Regions from separate parts of the Homo sapiens genome. Here region 2 is linked to region 1. Evidence: chromatin loops called from intact Hi-C (ENCODE). Cell type or tissue: endothelial cell of umbilical vein. All regions are shown on one strand. Links, peaks and the distances in the headings refer to the core of each region. The heading gives the core; the rest is flanking DNA.

Region 1 (5,379 bases), core at 169-5,168:
GAAATAGCTAAAAGCAGTCATGTAGAATTTAAATCTTATCTCACACCTCTTGGAGTAAAATCAAGGTCAGATTTTACTCTGACTTTACTCTTAGATTTTACTCTTCCTCTGTCTTACAGCAGCGAGAGAACTCTGAATGCGCTTGATAGATACAGATGGATATGATTGGTCAGGAATTTGGCAGAATGTCCGTAAGATCAATTGCATGTAGTGCATTGAAAATGCTATGTTCTGGGGTGGAACTGCCTTATTTCAGAATATATGATGCTTGAGGGCTTACAATTATCTGAAAGAAAAAACCCCAGAAATAAGATGTCAACAACTTCATTTTTGTAACCCATATTGATGACTGTGAAAAACTCTTTGGCATCAATAAAACTTGAGTGATTGCCTTTTCCAATTGTCCAAAATGAGAAGCAGACCCAAGCAGGCACATTTCTGCCAAGGGAGATTTCTCTTAATTATCCCTGAACCTCACTGGCTGCAGGGCTTGGTAAACAGCCGCAGCCTCTGCTCTCTGTAACATGACCTCCTGTATAGCACACGCTCATGTGCACAGGCATCTGCACATACATGCACAAAATGCACACCTAAGAAGAGAAACCAGCAGGACCAAACTGGCTTGGAAAGATGACGACGGGACTTGCTAGGTAAGAGTGTGGGCAGAGCACAGGATAGATGACAAATCTTTGCCAAAAGTTTTATAACATGGGACCCAGTTCGCTAAGAGGTCCTCAGCCTCCGTGTTTAGATAAATGAGGGTTTAAATTACTCAAAAGTGACTTGCCTTCTAAAACCACACAGAATTCTTTTTTTTTTTTTTTTGCAATAAAACCTCAAGACTCCCAAATCTCAAAGAAGCAAAAAAGCCATGTCCCTGAGGACTAAAATAGAAAGAGAAGGAAGCGGCAGCCAAGAACATTATTTCCAGCTCACATAGGACCACCCCTCTGTTTGCATACCCGTTATGACTTGGAAAGGAGGTTAAGGGTCCAGTTTAACCCACCAACATTAATATTTTGAGGCCAAGTGGCATCTTCCTGGAGTGGGGGCCGAACAGGCCCGTGGAGAGCGTGCGTTCTTTCTGAACCACGACAAGGCTGCAGTGCCTTCAGTGCTTAAATCCAAGGAGCCAAAGATAATTTCCAAAAGACTGTGCTTTCTAAGGGCAGAAGGTGAAGGGAACAAACAATGCTCCATCTCCCTGAGGACTGGGAAGATTATTAGGTTACCATTTCAAGACAGGAACATTCAGACATGATGTAGTATTTGGACTCAAGAGTGGAAGGCTGAACCCAAAGCAAATCAGTTAAGCTTGAATGTTGGGGAAGTGATTTCTCTTCTCCCAACTTGACTATTTTCTCCCTGTGTTGATTCATTGCATCTACAAACCTTAACACTTTTACCACGTGACTGCTATTTTTCTCTCTATCTTCCCAAGTCCCCTCATTAGAAACCACTGTTGGCCAAACAAGCTAATGAGCGGGACTGTCCTGGCCAAGCCACAGGAGAGACAATTACAGACTTTGACTGCAGGCCGCACACTCACTGGTTCTCATTCTAACCTCCATTCTCTTCCTTCTTTATCCTCCCTCTGTTGGGGTGAACATTTGGCATCAAATGAACCTAGGTACGGTTCTGTGCGCTCACTAGTGCTGACAGTGTAGGCAAGAAACAACTTTCTGAGCCTGTTTTCTCAGATGGGAGATACAACCCACCAGGGTGAGAATTAAATGAGGTGGTTAATAAGGGTAATGCCGTTAACCCACCAGCCCTGAGCTCTATTACACCAGCCCTTTAAAAGCAGAGAGCTTGCCCTGGCTTCCCTGTGGCGTGGGTGGGTACAGAACTCCCAGGGGCTTGTTTCACCAAATTTCCCCACAAAGCCCTGCATAAAACGCCATTGTAGGGCCCAGCTCTGTCTGAGAGAGCCTGTCAGGACAGTTCAACAGCCTTGTTTCCAAATAAGTAGAAATATGAAACAGGCTGGTAAACTTTTGTTTAAAATCTGACCTCTTTTTTAAGATGACCATTGTTTTCCTAAATTCACTTTCCTTCCTTTGCTTCCTGTCCATAAAGAAAGTTCACACTCACAGGCTCGAAACACCTCACAGCATGGAATGCACATGATGTCACCCAGGAGGACCTCTACAGGGGAATTCCAAGTCAGAGCCATGCCACCGTGAGAAGTCACCACGAGTCTTGGGCCACGTGGGTCATGTTCAGATGCTCTGGGCTGACCTGTGAGCCCGAGAGAGAGAGAGAGAGAGAGAGAGAGAAAAGAGGCCACAGAAGGCTCTGTCGCTGATGGGCTTTCCAGATGGCGATTTAAATTATTCTGAGTTGTCTGAAATAACATTGCCCTTACTGCTTTTATGTTTTTCTTATATACTTTTTAATTCTAATAGATAAAAGGCTTTTAAATGATTTTCCATAAAGGTATAAAATTACCCCTGCAAAGAGAAAAAATACTAACGCATATAAATAAACATATTCTGTTTACAGTTTTTTGATTGAAGGAGAGGTCAGGGATGCTTTGATTCCTTTGCAACCCCTCCTCCCTTCATTTTAGAATGTGCCGTCATCTTCTCTTTCTGCTTCCTTCCACCTTTGAAATGCTCCCACATCACCTCTTTGCTGATGGTGTTCCCTGCTCTTCTCTTCCCCCAAGAAGAATTAGTTCTTCCCTGTTGATGGCTTTCTAATTGTTTTATTTACCCCAGCTACAGTATTGATTACTCCCCAATTATTTGCATAAACTCTACTTCTCGACCCACTCAGCTACTTCATGGAGACCTATAATGCTAATACCATAGGAAAGCTTCTGGTCCTGGAAATTAAAAAACAAGAAGTTGAGCCCAGAAACCACACGGCAGGGAAAATGTAGAGTGTGAGAGACAGGGCTGGTGGTGGTATGGGTTGATCTAGGCAGTGGGTGAGTGAGTCTTTCTCAAGACAGTTCATTGAGGGATTTGGAAAGAAAGCACAGGTGTCCCACTGGCTATTAGGCATGCATGTGGATTTGGGCGCCTTGGTCTGGTGGGGTAACACTCCTCACATCACACCAGCTGGGAATAAGTGGGAATTACCTTCTCAGTCTGGAGCTCTTTGTAAATGTTTGTACTATTCTTTCCATGAAGGCAAAGCTAGCGAAGAGGGACAAAACCGTGGCCCCAAGAGACACTCTTTCCTGGGAAGGAACTTGAAAGAGGGAGGTTCTCCAGGGCTGCCTGCAATGGTCTCTTCATCCATCCAACCAACTTGAGTTTAGTCAGCACCAGTTGTGGGTTAGGGACAGTGGTAAGTTCTAGGAAGGGAGGGCAGATTCTCAGACCTCTTTTCTAGAGGAAGATGAAAGAGGTCTTCTTGACAAATTTCCCAAACCCAAAGAAGAAAGTAGAGTGAAAACAAGTGAGGCAGATGGGGCGAGGACCCCCAGTCGCAAATCTGGGTTTGTCATAGTCAGGGCAAGAAGAGCAGGTCCCCCTGGCAAGTCCTGACTGGGGTTTCTCTGGGGGCAGTTCCCAGGAATACAACCAGGAAATGATTATCTCAGTGTTTAACCCTAAATGTGGGCCCCAGCACTGTGAGGAAGAAGGAGAGCCAAGTCAGGTGTGACATTTGCACATAGAGTCACTGCTGGGGGATTGTGTAAGCAGGGAGGTGCCTTAAGTGGGTGCTGGTTTTCCCCAACCCACAGAATGTGCACAGTTGGGAAAGAATTCCTCCACAGCGCTTGTGACACAGAAGCCAAAACACTTACTTTTTTCAAAATGAATGTGTTGGGAAGCTGGGAGAAAGAGAGAGGCTGGGGACAAGAGAGAGAGGAACTGATTCTACTCCATTTGGGGAGGAAAGAGTAGAGGGTTCAGAGAGGAAGAAAACATCTCGATAAACCTAGAAGGGGGATATGAGCGTGTCACCTGGAAAGGGAAGGGCAAGAGCAACCTTGGCAGAGAAAACTCCATGAAGTGTGGCCAGAGCACAGGCTTTGAGAAAGACACTGAGAAATAAGATCAGACAGGTGGAGAGGCTACACCTCAGAGGGCCGCGCAGGACGCACTAGGACGTTGTGTTTCTTTGGATAGAATGATCTCCCTTAACCTTCAAACTCCTTAAGGACCCTGATCTCCTATCCCCTAAGGGTCTTAGGTCATAGCCTAAAGGGAACCCCTGTGCACATAATTTATTTTAAATATTTTTAAATATTCCAGTTTTATCTTCTACTCTGTAAGTACGTTGATATTTGTTTTAATGTTCAAAAATAGTTCTAAGCTTCACGTAAAATGGGTGCTCCAGAGTAAGACAGGACATCTCCCAGGAGTCTTTTGGTGCCCTAGAACCCAGGGAAGTGCCCCCAGGGGGTCACGCAGCTCAGCCTGAGAAGAACGGTTACATGCAACCCGGAGTCCTCGAAGCATTTTAAGAAGCAGAGTAATTTTAGTAAATTAAGAAGCCACCTAGGTTATGAGATTTGGGGCTGATGGGCAGTGGGACAGTACAAGAGGCGTCAAAGTGGAGACTGTCAGGGCCTGGCAATGGTGGGAAGGGGGGCGGGGTGCAGGAAAATGTTCTCCGCTTGGGAGCAGTGAGAGAACCGGGAAACAGCTGTAGAAAGGGAAAGGAGAGGCGGGGGGCTGGTGCCAGTCAAAAGAGGCATTTACAATACCTACTGCCCCTGGCAAGGCAGGCACCAGCCACAGAGCAGATGCCGGCCAGGGCACCATGCTGATGTGTGTCAGCAGCTGCGTGCCCAGGCCGGAGAGCTCGCAGTGGAGATGGGGGTGGGGGGACACCCACAGAGTGGCCGCAGCACCGCAGGTTCTCCGGAGCTGTGGAATCGAAATACGAGGTGTAGGTGGCCCCTGTAATGCTAATGGTGTAATGCCGGCGAACGGGAAAAATGACTTCTTGATAAACGTGGCTCTGCCCTTCACACGTGCTTTCGTGGGAAAAAAGAGAAACACCAGGGCACTCAGGCGCAGGTTCCTGGCCGGCCGGGGCATGCGGGTCAGCGAGAAGCAGCGCTGGCTCCGACACCCGCTTCATAAACTCGGCGCATGTTCACGCTTTGCACAGTCACCCTCCGTGAATGCGGGGTCATTTACCTTACTTTTCTGTAGCGGTAAAGCTAACCCAAAAATATAAAAACAAAAGAAAATAAACAATTCCTTTCCCATTAGCTCTAAACGCTGATGGGGAAAGGAGGCGCAAAGGCCTGTCGGAGCCCTGCCCCACGACTTTAGGGTTCAGCAGCTGCCAATTTACCCCGAACAGCGGACTTCCAGAGCCCGGGGAGCGGGGACCACCCAGGCTCTGGGGCCCTGCGGGCTCCTGCCCCAGCACAGCGTTGGGAAGGGCCTGGACCTGTGTCCTTAC
Region 2 (5,379 bases), core at 124-5,123, 150 kb after region 1:
TGCTGGCCTACTTTTAGGACTTGGTTTCTTCTTATCCTATGGGCTAAAAGTTAGCACTTAAGTCTACAGCTACTGAAAAACTAGAATAGATCTAAAAGACAAAGTGTTTATTTTTGCTAACATATATAAGTCACCTATTAAAAACCTGCTTATTCAGTAGATATCATTTTGTGCATAAGACTAAAATAATAAAAATAATGATCTTCTTCAGTCTTGAGTCTTGAATCTCAGAATCTTCCTCTGTATAGTGAACACACTGGGATAGTTTTAGATAACACATCCATTGGCTCTCAGTTCTAGTCCAAGATGAAAAGCATATCCTTGTGTGATCCAAGTCATAAAGGTAGAGCCAGTTTCCCTAAGATGTATTCTTGGAATTTTCCAGAAGATTAATTTTTCTCAAGCCTTAGATTGCTACAGGATTGACCTCATGGGCTAACATCCATAAGAGGACGTTACCAGTTGAGAACCCATGGACTTAGAGGTGAAACTGCCTGCAGCTTGCTTCTATCTGAATTTCACCTGAGGTGAACAAATCTGTGCCAGAAGGAGTTGCCCAAGTCTCCATTCTAGAGCAACAGGGCTGTTTTGAGTGCAGTTATGAAGGAGGAAAAGCAGCTCCATGCCTCCATGGAAACCCAGCCTGAAGATCTCAAGATCCTGGTCCCTGGAGAAGCAGATCCATGGCACCGAACCCCACACCGTACAGCCCATCTAAAGGTCAATGGCACCTGTGCGAGAGATATTAAGGAGGAGCAATGGTAGACAAAATCAGAGCATCTATGAGCTGACTCCAGGGGTGAATTTGAGGAAAAGCTTTGGCGTTATCCAGATTAAAATTGAAGTTAAATGCTGCAGCGTTTCCAGAAACATGAGGCACTGGTTTGTCCCCAGGACAGGAAATACTGATGTTGACTTTCATGATGGAAACAATGACTTCTGCCCACTCTCCACCCTCCTTTCTTACACTTAGAAAATCTGGCATTAAAATGAAAGGCAAACCAAAGAAGAAATGGAAGGTGACAACCAGAGAAAAGACCATGTCAGCAAAATCCCGGCTCCAAGTCCTGAGCCCTGGTAGTGAGGATGCATTCACAGGTTGACGCAGAGGGTGGTATTAGGATCTAGGAACAGATCAGGAAATATTGAGTAAAGGAAGCACCTGACCAGGAGAGCCAGGCTGCACTTGGAATCACTGGGGAAGGAGAATCTTGGTTACGTTTGCTTACCAGGATTACCCTCCTGTGGGTTAATCAATCCTAATAGGATGCTGAAGGGTTTTTTTAAATTTTCAATTCAGAGGCCCATTTTAAAAAATATGCTCACTGTTGGTTAAGGCACACAGCTGATTTTGTTAATATATATGAGGATCCATGTCTAAAGAGCTCAAAGTTATTATTAAACTCATAACTACTAAATTAACAAGCACATATATAACATAAACATCCTCAAATACACGACTGTGTCATGTTTAAAACTCTACTTGTTCTCTGAGCACCATTTTATGCAAAACTATCTAAGAAAACAGCTGCCAATTAAATTGGAATAAGATAAAGTCAACCTATGCCAATGAATGGAGCAATATTGGAACCTATTTTCCAGAACTAACTTGATGATCATTCAACAAGAGATTCTGGCAGGAAAAAAGAATATATACATACACACACACACATATACAGGTTCTTTTCAGAAAATGTCTCAAAAATGTGGTCCTCATCATGTGAACACAGTGTTCGTGTGTGTGCTGCCTGATTTGACTCCCAACTTTCTGCCATTGCATTGGTGTTTGGGGGGTTTTGTTCTCATAGTACAGAAAAGCTTTTAATTGTTAAACGTGTGCAAAATAAAATGCAAACTGCACAACTCAATTACTTTCCTTCAAACTGATGGCCATGTTTCTCAGTGTCTGTCAGTTGTTTTAACAAAAACTTTTCTCATCTGCAAAGAATTGAAATTACCCTTTCAACATATGTTTTCCAAAATCCCTGCTCTGTTTTCTCTTTGAAATTCAAAATTACTAATATACCTTACTGCAAATATAAGTGCCTTTCTCCAGAAAGCTCTAGTGGCCAAGTAGAAATGTTTCCCTTCGGATCAAGGAAATGGTATTTTGTGATTAAATTAGTTTGAGCAACACAGCTCTGGGTGTTTTATATCGCAGAGCTGTGATTTTCTAGCAGATGGCTTCGACATTTTTATACTGAGGCAAGTTTTAGTTTTCCAACCTCAGTTAAAATCTTTAAAATGTTTGCTTTAGAAGGAATTACTACACAATGGGAAAAGAACCATATGCAATACCTTATCATTTAGGAAAAATATTCCATTTTGAAACTGAGTTTCATTAAGGCCTGTTTTGTGTAAGCAGGCTGCAGGTTCAGTTGCTACACACATTGTTAGGGCCCTGCAAGTGTCTGTTTTTCGTTACCCTCCCCACACAACCCAGCCCTCTGAACCCCGGCGCCTGCATCTGTGCGCTTACATGCTGTGATTCACTACAATAACAGGAATTTGCTGCTGTTATGATTGAGATAAATCAGCTTTGTGGTCTGGGCAGCCATTCTGATAACCATGACTCCACCTCAAATTTGCTGCCTGGTCTTAAACCATCTGCAATACAGTCTGGTCGATGAAGCAGACACAGAGATACTATATTTTCTTAGGAATTAAAATAAAATAGATACTATGGACCAGGAATTTAACTAACACCTTTCCCTACATTAACTAATTTAATCCTTACAAGATCCTTAGGGGTTAACTCCTTCTCTTATCTGCCTTAGATATAATAAGGGATTGCTCGCCCACAGCACCCCAGTTGGTGTGCAGCTCAGCTTGATCCCTGAGTCCTAGCTCTGAACAGCTGTTATGACATGCTGTCACCTTGCCATCTTGGCTCCAGGGTGAGAACTGGAGTCCCCCACTGTTCATTTCTGTAGTGGGTTCTGAAGGGAAGGAAAACCAGACTTGGTCTTCCACACTCTCCCCAACCCAATCACCTGTGTGCACCTTGGGCTGGGTCCATCACTGGCCATGGCATAGACTGGTCTCTTGGCAAAGCTGAAGGGAGGTTAGCCAACCTGGAGTTTTCTACCTAGTCACCTCCCACTAGCAATGGTAACTGTGACTTCTCTCTCTCTTCCTTCTTACATCCTATTTTCTTATTCTTTTTCTTTCTTTTTTTTTTTTTTTTTTGAGACATGGTCTTGCTTTGCCACATAGGCTAGAGTGCAGTGGCATGATCACAGCACACTGCAGCCTCCACCTCCTGGGCTCAAACAATCCTCCTGACTCAGCCTCTTGAGTAGCTGGGACTACAGGGGCATGCCACCACACCAGCTAATTTTTTTTGTAGATATGGGGTCTATGTTGCCAAGGCTGCTCTCAAACTCCTGGACTCAAACCATCCTCCCACCTCGACCTCCCAAATGTTGGGATTACAAGCATGAGCCACCACACCTTGCCTATTCTACCTAGTTTTATATTTGCCTCCACAGCAAAGAATTTTAATATGTTCCTTTGTGTAGTACAACTGAAAAATTTACTGTTTATCTAAAATTCAAATTTAACTGGGCATCTTGTGTTTTATTTGCTCACTCTGGTCACCCTAACTAGGTAATCGCCAATGCAGAATGCACTGGACTCCTTAAACAGCAGGACAAGGTCACAAAGGTGGAGGGCCTGGTCCCTGCTGCTCCCCAACTTCTAGTGCCCTTTCCCTTCTCACATGGAGTCCGCCTGTCACTCCTGCTCACCTGACCTAAGACTGTGGCCATCCCTTTGCCGCCGGCCAGTCTCACTCAGATGTCCCTGCTACATGAGCCCTTCCCTGCCAGCCCTGTCTTGCACACCCTATATTTTCATTTATTTCATGTTTATATATTTCATCCCACCCAATTGAACAGCAGGGACCTGGCCCAGGGCACTGGGGCAGCCCCATCTAGCACACGGTAGGCTTCCTTTTAGCAACTGTGAATGGATGAATCCTCCAGGAAGCCTGAGCATTCCTTGATACACTAATGAGGCTTCTGACACATGGTGCCTAACGAGGGATGTTCCAGTGGTCTGACCAGCCATCTTCAGGTGTGAAGTGCCTCCAGCCATGCCAAGAACTCCTTGGACAGCACGCTGACACTGCACATTACTCTTCCTCTCAACTACAGGGCCAACTGGCAGCTTCTCTGTCACTTACCACAGTTGCCTTGCATGTCTGTGTTATCTACCAGGCCAGACTGAGTTCACACAGAGCAGAGACAACTATCCCATGCCCCTCACCTCGTGGAGTGAGCATCCAAGAAGCATAGACTCCATGGTGGGGGTTGCATTGTGCATGTGTTCAAGCACTCACATGCTCCTCGGAGCTCTGCCCAGGCCAGGCTGGCCAGCATCGGGTCATGACAGATGGGGCCTCACAGACACTGTGCAGACACAGTGCAGACATGGCAGTCAGGATGGAGCACTCATCCCATGGGGCTTGATGCTGTAAGCCAGCTGTGAGGGCAGGAAGCAGGAGCTTAGCTGGAGTAGCCACCAAGGTGAGGCAGGTTTTCACTGGTGAGGCCAAGTTTGACAACAGGATAGAAGAGTAACTAGAGAAGGGTAATGTAGTTCTTGTGTTTCCCGGGCCTCTCAAAACTATCTGAAGAGTCTACTTTTTGCCAGGTGCTCTGCTAGTCACCAAAATACAGATGAATAGATGTGACCCTAACCTTGGGGGGCTTATGGTTTTCTCCCACGCTCCTCTCAACTATCACCTTCTGAAGGATGAGGATACACATCCTTTGTCACCTTGGCTGCCTGGAGCCTAATAGAGAATTGGCCTCGGTAAGAGTCATTGTTATTGCTCCATGTTCCTCTAAAAGAAGGGACTAGAACAAAAGGGACAGACTCGGAAACGGAATTGGGCAAAATCACATAAGCAAGAAGCTTTCAGTAGCCTGAATTCTCCAGCAGTGGAACGGGCCTTCCTTTGGGAGGATGCGTTTCCTTTTTCTCAACGTGGCCAAGCATGGGTTGGGCCACCTCTTAACAAGAACCCTGTAGAGGAAACTCAGGCACGTCCACCATGCCTCTCAGGCCTCTCGTGACCCAGGAGGCTCCATGTTCCCTTGGTGGTGATGTGGTTGTTTTCAGAGTCTTTTCAAGAACTCTGTATTAGCATTCTCCAGAGAAACAGAATAATAAGATAGAGAGAGAGATATCTATATATAGATATAGATAAAAAGAGATTGATTATGGGAATTGGCTGATGGGATTGTGGAGGCTGAGAGACCCCACGATCTGCCATCGACACCCTGGAGCCCAGGAAAGCCAGTGGTGTGATTCAGCCCAAACCTGAAGGCCTGAGAATCAAGAAAGCCAACAGTGTAGGTTCAAGTCTGAGTC

The links. Peaks named below come from ENCODE experiments on the same cell type or tissue, not always from the same donor. Only the 100,000 strongest peaks of a DNase experiment are listed, where the experiment ranks them.
Region 2: it touches region 1 in a loop (6-fold over the local background); 2 of 110 quality-filtered maps call a loop at or near these places.

The regions. Positions count from the first base shown.
Region 1 is chr10:44,005,252-44,010,630 of GRCh38, reverse strand. No RefSeq gene overlaps it. Among named protein-coding and RNA genes, the nearest start is that of LINC02659, 96 kb to the right of the region's middle. RefSeq lists enhancers at 1,945-2,264, 4,251-4,824. In endothelial cell of umbilical vein, for the core only: no CTCF peak of the experiment used is centred there; a DNase peak (open chromatin) is centred at 2,110; H3K27ac peaks cover 1,336 bases.
Region 2 is chr10:43,854,879-43,860,257 of GRCh38, reverse strand. It overlaps LINC00840 (long intergenic non-protein coding RNA 840), which reads right to left and starts at 847. Exons shown (of 5, transcript NR_038268.1): 1 at 1-847. In endothelial cell of umbilical vein, for the core only: no CTCF peak of the experiment used is centred there; DNase peaks (open chromatin) are centred at 957 and 2,487; H3K27ac peaks cover 2,971 bases.